Regions from separate parts of the Mus musculus genome. Here all the other regions are linked to region 2. A link is a loop called in an ENCODE intact Hi-C map of the cell type or tissue named here. Cell type or tissue: heart. All regions are shown on one strand. Region 1 has its middle 300 kb from the start of Gm46645. Region 2 has its middle 120 kb from the start of Gm24319. Region 3 overlaps Cep78 (centrosomal protein 78).

The links. A loop is a pair of places that touch in the nucleus more often than their neighbours do. Peaks named below come from ENCODE experiments on the same cell type or tissue, not always from the same donor. Only the 100,000 strongest peaks of a DNase experiment are listed, where the experiment ranks them.
Region 1: a loop joins it to region 2, with 3 times the contacts of the local background. A loop is called at or near these places in 6 of 42 quality-filtered maps.
Region 3: it touches region 2 in a loop (2.9-fold over the local background); 5 of 42 quality-filtered maps call a loop at or near these places.

Annotation. Positions count from the first base shown.
Region 1 is chr19:15,034,694-15,037,193 of GRCm38, reverse strand. No RefSeq gene overlaps it. Among named protein-coding and RNA genes, the nearest start is that of Gm46645, 300 kb to the left of the region's middle. In heart, a CTCF peak has its summit at 1,422 (motif pointing right); no DNase peak of the experiment used is centred here; H3K27me3 peaks cover 212 bases.
Region 2 is chr19:15,801,072-15,803,571 of GRCm38, reverse strand. No RefSeq gene overlaps it. Among named protein-coding and RNA genes, the nearest start is that of Gm24319, 120 kb to the right of the region's middle. In heart, a CTCF peak has its summit at 1,520 (motif pointing right); DNase peaks (open chromatin) are centred at 1,621 and 2,121; H3K4me3 peaks cover 1,218 bases; H3K27ac peaks cover 366 bases; H3K27me3 peaks cover 1,097 bases.
Region 3 is chr19:15,964,250-15,966,749 of GRCm38, reverse strand. All of the region lies in intron 11 of Cep78 (centrosomal protein 78), which reads left to right. Among named protein-coding and RNA genes, the nearest start is that of Cep78, 19 kb to the left of the region's middle. In heart, a CTCF peak has its summit at 1,443 (motif pointing right); no DNase peak of the experiment used is centred here.

The DNA.
Region 1 (2,500 bases), 770 kb after region 2:
TTGTGCAAGGACATAAAGCAGTCAAGATGATAAAACCAGAACTTCAAATGGGTTACCATATCAGCTCTATTTCCCCATGTGCTGTTTATTGGCACATTTGATATGCAAAGCTCTCTGCTGATCCCTTTTCTCTACAGTTCCCATAATGCTGTGAGCAGGAACTAGCAATAGCCTTTCAGAGTGAAAGAACTGAAGTTTAAAGAAATTAAAGTGTCTTTCCCAGGGCCATTGGTAATGATGGGACTGAAGAGTAAAGCTCTTAGCAATAGTTCCCTTCCCCTTTTCTCCTGCTGTATCACGCCTCTCCTGAGTCTGGCTCTGCCTCCAGTTCAGAAGCTGCACTAAGTTGCACAGCTCCGTGCACTTTCATATGGTATCTAATTTAAACCTCATGAAGTGCTACATGAGTCATATTATCACCTAAGATCACATAAGAGTTAGGAAGTAGAAGAAATGTATTTGAGCGTCAGCTCTACAGAGCAGACATTTGAATCCCAGTTTTAACCCAAGTCAAAATTTGATAAATTTCTATTTTAAAAGCTTTGATGGTAATCTCTCCCGATTCACAGCCTCGAGGCCTATGGGAGGTAGAAGACAGGACACAGAGAGGACACTGCCAAGAGAACTCAGTGCATACATAAGGCAGCTGCTTGGGCTTTCATTGTACTTGCATTTCCAATGGGAGGATTTGCTTTAATAAGCCCTAGTGAATTCTTCTGACTCCCAATGCAGACAGCTATTTGCCTCAATATGATGACAGCATATTTCCCTTTTGGAATGTTGAATGAAGGGTTGAGATAATGGTCAGTCCTCCCCCTTCTGATGAAAAGAGAAGGCTGGGAGAACACAGCAGCTTTGACGTTTGTCAGCTTGTTAGCCGGAGTCTTCAGGACATGTCTTTATTTCTGTAGTCAGCCCTAGTTGGCGCTAACAAAGAGTGACTGCAGTCTGGGTATAGAGGAAATTTCATTACTGTGTTAAAAATAATTGAGTAAAGAGACCAAGAAATAAGGCCAAGTTGGATGCAAAATGTAAGATGTAAGGCCAAACATAAGATGAAACCATGCTTATTCGGGTTACTTAAGGGGTAACAAACTGCTGTTTTGAAAACTAGTTGTTTGGGGACATCTCATGTATAGAAATATTGGACATCATCTGTAATTGTGCTGAGTAATGAGAAAGACACACCTGCTTCAAGGCTAATATGATAATGACTGTATGAGAGACCAGAGGAAAGATATCTAGGGTTATACTTTCTGACTTTTGGGGCTTGTTCTGCTAAAAACAAAAGCCTCATTAGGGGAGTTTGAAATGAATTATATTTCTCCATTTCTCTCACAATTAATTTTCAGACAGCCCAGTTACAATTTTCAAGTTAGATGCTTTTGCCCTGAGCAGGGTGGCATGAGACAGCTGAGGACCAGCAGAGGGCAGTGCTGAGCTGACGCTGGCTCTGGCACTTACTTGGGGCTATAAAATTGTGCTTGTTATTAAATGAAATCTTACGGCTAACTCAGCCACAGAGGAAATTAAACTGCTAATTATGTGTGTTTAAACCACTAAAAAGGGCCCGGTTGTTGCTCTGGATTTCAAGAAACACCTACCTCATCTCTGGATTTAAAATATGCAATTATGCCTAGAAATAGTACCTTTTAACAATTATATGCAATATATATTTTTTAATTTGTAGACTTATCTGTTTGCATAGCCTATCTCTTTTAAAGCAAATAAGCAATATATTGGTGGCTTTAGCATTGTCATTTCCTTATAGAACATGCCAGTGACTTTAACTGAGCAATCCATGCTCAATTTACATACAGGTCAGAGTTTTAAAGGATTACCATATTATTTTTTGGTTTTAAAAAATAACCATATTAATCTTATGATAGCACACCACACACATACACACACACAGAACAGAACAACAAAAACAAACACATTAAAAAAACAACAACAACAACAAAAAAAAAAACAGGATTTCTGCGGAGACAAAAATTTGCAAACCTGGAAAAAGATCTAGGTTTTTTGTTTGTTTGTTTTGCTTTGTTTTTCCAAGAAAACCTAGTTTTCTGAAAAGAAGAATAATGATTCAACTGTAGGTGATGTCATTGTCAAATTAGCCTCATGACTGAGTGAAACAGTCATCTCAGAGAGGATGAATGGGCAACAAGCACCCAAGACCGGGTGGGGACTGTGCCTGGCAACTTGGTAGCTCTCCATGCATCACCCTACAAGCCAAGGGGAGAGAGAATTTATTTGAGGTAGCAACAAAAAAAATATATAAGTAGGAATTGACCATGAGGCTCTGTCAGCTGAATGATTGTGTGGCTCGGGCCCTTGCGTACCCAACTTGTTTTCATTTTTATATTCTCGAGATCTAACTTTTCATAGTGTTTTCCCAAGGCCAGCTGGAGTGCCTTTCCCCCTTCTAAATTGGAATCTGCATTTCAACATGTCTGCAGATGATTGGCCTGATTTGAGACGTGCTATATATTGGGTC
Region 2 (2,500 bases):
CCCTCTGCCCTAAATCCTTTTCTTATACTTTGTAGCTTTTTAAGCAAGGCCCCTCTTTAAGAAGACATAATCCCTTCTCTGTAGAAAACATGAAAGACCTTGAACAAATCAAGATTTCTCCATGGAGAATTCAGTTAATCCTGCGCTTATTGCCTAACAAGGAAATCCATCTCTCCACCAAGCACGCCATTACCCGGACTAATGCCTGACTTGAATAACAAGCAAATTATTGTGCTTTTAATTGTACCCTGCCTGGTCACGAAGCACATCTGAGAGAGGGATGTGGCATCTCTTCCCGAGAAACAGGTCAAGCCTCTAATCCTCCTTTTCTTTTTGCCTTCCCCTCCCCCTCCAACCCTTTCTCTTCCCAGCAGCAGAAGGGGGGAAAAAGACAGCTAAATTATGTTTAAAATGGAAGAGCTAAAGAAGAAAAAAAGGCAGTAAATACTGACTTGGGAGAAGGAGAATTATCCTCTGTCTCTGCGGTGTGGCTCATTTGAGAACAATCAATGTTATCATAACCCCATTACCAGAGGGCGATCTCTCTCTCTCTCTCTCTCTCTCTCTCTCTCTCTCTCTCTCTCTCTCCCTCTCCCTCTCCCTCTCCCTCTCCCTCTCCCTCTCCCTCTCCCTCCCCCTCCCTCCCCCTCCCCCTTTTCTAAACCAGACTCCTAGTGCATCTGTGCTATTGACAGTTTGGGCTGGATAACTCTCTGCTGTGTGTGTTAGTGGTGGGTCTCTCCTGAATGCTGTAGAACGCTCAACACCTTGTCAAGTTGTGTCAATCCAAAATGTTCCAATATGATAACAAAGACTCTTGGATGTCATGCCAGTCACCCTGATTGAGAGTCACAAACCAAACCCAACATATTGCGATGGACTGGTTGTATATGATCGTCCATCTCTACACAAACGCTAATCAAATCAGGATTTTTTTAAAACTGGAAACCAGGGAGGCAATCATGTCCTTCATGTATGTAGAACAGAATGAAATAAAAGGCAGCCGAAGCATTTGTTGTCAGGAATAGGGGAGTTGCTTGTTTCAGGATCCAGGATGCAAAAAGACTTGGCATTTGATCCTCAGTGCACAGACAAGTGTCTCTGAATGCAGGAAGCTTTTGAATGCCCCTCCCCATCTTGCAGTCTTAGAAACTGGGCTTGTTTTGGGTGGGAGAAGGATGATATGAAGGTTTACAGCGTAAGAACCATTACCCAGAAGTGCTGATACCCAAGATAGTTGAGGTCGGATGGAGAAGTGGTGAGCCTCAAGCTCTTTCAGACAATGCCAGCCAACCATCCTGAGACCTGGAAACCAGCATCACGGAAAGCGCCCCACAGCGGAAGTATTAGTCACGCGCTGCACTGCACTTAGAGTTGCAACCTTAGAGGAAAACGCCGTCTTACTCCGAGGTACAAAGAATCAGCTTATTTTTAGAACTTACTAGAAGCTTTGTTGTCTGTCCTTTAGTGGCCTCGAGCAAATATGGGAGAGAAAGGCATTGCCGTTAACCTCCGTGACCAATAGATGGCGGTGTATCTCTTCCTGAGAAGCCAGGCTTGGCAGCAGCTGGTAAGACCTCCTTAAGCTAAGGAAGACAAGTGCCACTCGGTGTCCTCTGGAAGACAGGCATTTCCTCCCATTGTTGGCACAAACAGCTCCAAACAATTGTACTGACCACACACCTTCAAGCCACATTCCGGGGTGCTGCTGGCTGCCCTGGAGTGAATGCCAGGAAAACGAACCAAGCTGCTAATTTGCTTGATTGGGGGGCGGGGGGGGGGGGGAGGGGGGGAGAAGGAGCGGGAGAAGGAGGGGGAGAGGAAGATCTTGAGTAACAATGGGCATGATTTATTTTTCCAACACGAATAGGGGCAATGCTATTTTAGCCCCTCTTCCAACTGCTGAAGTAAATGAAAGCAGCCACCTAATTAGCCGGAATCACTAGCTAGCAGAGGAAAAATTTCTGCTGCGACTCAGGCTGGGGTGGGGAGTTGGGAGAACCGGGTGTGATGTTGGAGGAGGAGAATGGGTGGGAAGGAAAAGGAGGCCAGGCGAACAGAAGGCTTTTGTAGAGCCCCTGGCTGCCTGCAGTCTGTGGGCTGAGCTGGCCCCGACCCTGAGAGAACAAGGGAGCTGTGGTTCTTCACATTCATCTTCTGCAGGCGGAAAAAGCATCTGCTGCAAGACCGGTCTCTGAGTTGATTTTTAAAGTGCTACCGGTGTAGATGAATTAGCTTGGGAAAGAGAGTCCAGCCCTGTGTCGTCTGGCTGACCTGCTGGTGGGCTGTACCAGGACCCCGCAGGAAGGCTCTCTGATGCACCATTAGGGACATTTCAGGCTGATCTGAGACCAAATTTGGCTGTTGGTCAGGAATGAAACAAATACCTAGTTATAGACTGATCCTGACTAATTGTCCTTCTCTAGCAGGACATATGCGCCATCCCTACAAGGGCAGTATCAGGAACTATCAGCACAACAATGGGCAGGTAGGCGCTGTT
Region 3 (2,500 bases), 160 kb before region 2:
GGACCCTCACGTAAGCAAATGAAGGTGAGCGGGAAGAAGTGTAACTGATTCAGTACAACATGGGAAACCATCACTTAGAATTAGTGCTGGGGTAGCCTGCAGCTTGGAGGGAGCCTAACTTGTGCTCCTCTGTGCAATTGGAAATGGGACACGCCAGGAATTGCTTCCTGAGGCTCTGAGGTGGTGAGTTGTAGTCTTAGGTGGTCATTATGTGAGTATCCTCTGAGGACTTCATTCTGTGCATATTCTGGCATATCAGTATTCTGTGGCAAAAAGCCAGCCTCAGGCCGTGGCTGCCCTAGAGTGCTGAGTGTGCATGTGGGAACAGACTGTTTGATCATCAGCCTGTCTATGTAGTTGAATTCACATGTTCATTCATTTTGCACTGAGCAGTTGTGAGTTCATGCACTCTTGTGAGTTTGTATATGTGCTCATTCACTTAGTCACTGTGTGGATTCAGTCGATAAGGAAATCAGGACCCAGAGTTACAGAATTTGCTGGTTAATGGGTCAAGACTTTGCCCTTAGAGAATTTTCAGTTTTTAGAGGGGAAAAAAAAAATCAAAAACCAAAATTTAACTACTATTAAGCAAAGAAATGGAGAATAGAAAATGAGGGCAAGCTTCTCCACTTGTTCCTTTGAAGAAAACCATCTTCGTAGACACGTCTTACGCGGCCAGGGCTTCTCCCTTCATTCTTTACTGCCTGCTTTCTTTGTGCTAGGCATAGGAAGTGGCAGAATAAATGCTTCATAAAAGATGTTTCTCTTCTTCACACATCCCACAGTTTCCATGGGGAAATGAATCGTAGTAGATGTGACGTTTCAGAGTGATAGGCTGGCTTAGTTTGGTTTCCGTTGTTGCCACAAAACACTATGACCAAATAGTAAGTTGGGAGGAAAGGTTTTAGTCAGCTTACATTTCCATATTGCTGTTCACCACCAAAGGAACTCAGGCAGGGCAGAAACCTGGAGGCAGCAGTTGATGCAGAAGCCATGGAGGGGTGCTGCTTACTGGCTTGCTTTACATGACTTGCTCAGCCTACTTTCTTATAGAACCCAGGACTACCAGCCCAGGGATGACACTACCTATGATGGGCTGGACACTCCCACATTGATCATTAATTGAGAAAATGCCTTACAGCTGGATCTTATGGAGGCATCTCCTCAATTGAGGCTCCTTCTTCTGACTCCAGCTTGTGTCAAGTTGACATAAAACCATCCAGTACATTGGGTTTGTTACTGGAAGCAGTGTCAAATCCTAGACATGTGTCAGAAAGCTGTTAAGACAGAGGTTCATTTGGTACATACCTCTAAACCAGAAGACTGAGGCAGGAGGATGGAAAGTTTGAGTCCAGACTGAGCTACATAGTAGGCCCCTATGAAAAGAAGAGTGTTGAGAGGAGACACTTGATACAAATCTGACATTGTCTGACTCCCTCCACTAGGGGGAGAAGCTGTTTCATGTCATTGCACTTGGCTGTGCTGTGGAGAGCCAGTCAGAAATGGAGATGTCAAGCGATTGTCCATGATTGGGTGGGACCATGCAGCGATGACACTGTTTTGGCGTCACCCATGCCCCCTTTATTAGCCCCTCATTTGTGCCATATAAGTGAGTCCAGGAAGCTCACTGGCTTGCAGGGGAAAGACTCACTATAGGCTCCTTTCTCAAGCTGTGGTGCGTTAAATCAGTATGTGAATCATAAACACAGGAGTTTGCAAGGTCTTTCCATAAATGGATTTTATGTGCTGGTGAGACGGCTCATGAGTTGAAGGTGCCCACTGCCAAGCCTCATAACCTGGACTCCATCACCAGGATCTCCATATCCCATGGTGGAAGAGAAGCTGCGGTCTGGCCTCCATGTATGCACTGTGGCACACATGCGCCTCACGCACACAGCCAGCATGCCATGAAACGTAATGAACATTTTGTTTTAGTTCTAGGCACTGTTAGTCACGGCTGGCTCTGGAAAGGGCCTCAGCAGCTGAGAGCAGGTGGTGGTTTCACAGAGGACTGAGTTCAGTTCCTCCTGCTCTTGTCACGTGGCTCACAACCACCTGTGACCCCAGGTCCAGGGGACCCAGCGCCCTCTTCTCAGAAATCCATCCCCACATGCACACATAGAAGTTTTTTTTTTTTAAGCATTTTTAAATTAGATATTTTCTTCATTTACATTAGATCAGTCTTTAAAGAGAAAAGGAGTTTGATATGATCAAAGCATATTCAAACATCCAGTCTGAGTGTAAAAGTTTTCCATTGAGGAAATACTTTAAAGCAGTTTGTTGAGAGGTTTTGTTGACACACACTTAGATATTTTATATCTTTGTTTTCCTTAGGTATATAACATTTAAAAATATATTTTATGTATATGAATGTTTTGAGGACATGTATCACATGTGTGTCTAGTACCCAGCAAGGCCAGAAGAGTGACCAGATCCCTTGGAAACAGTTGTGAACTGCTATGTGAGTGCTAGAAATTTAGCTACTCAATGCTAAACTTAG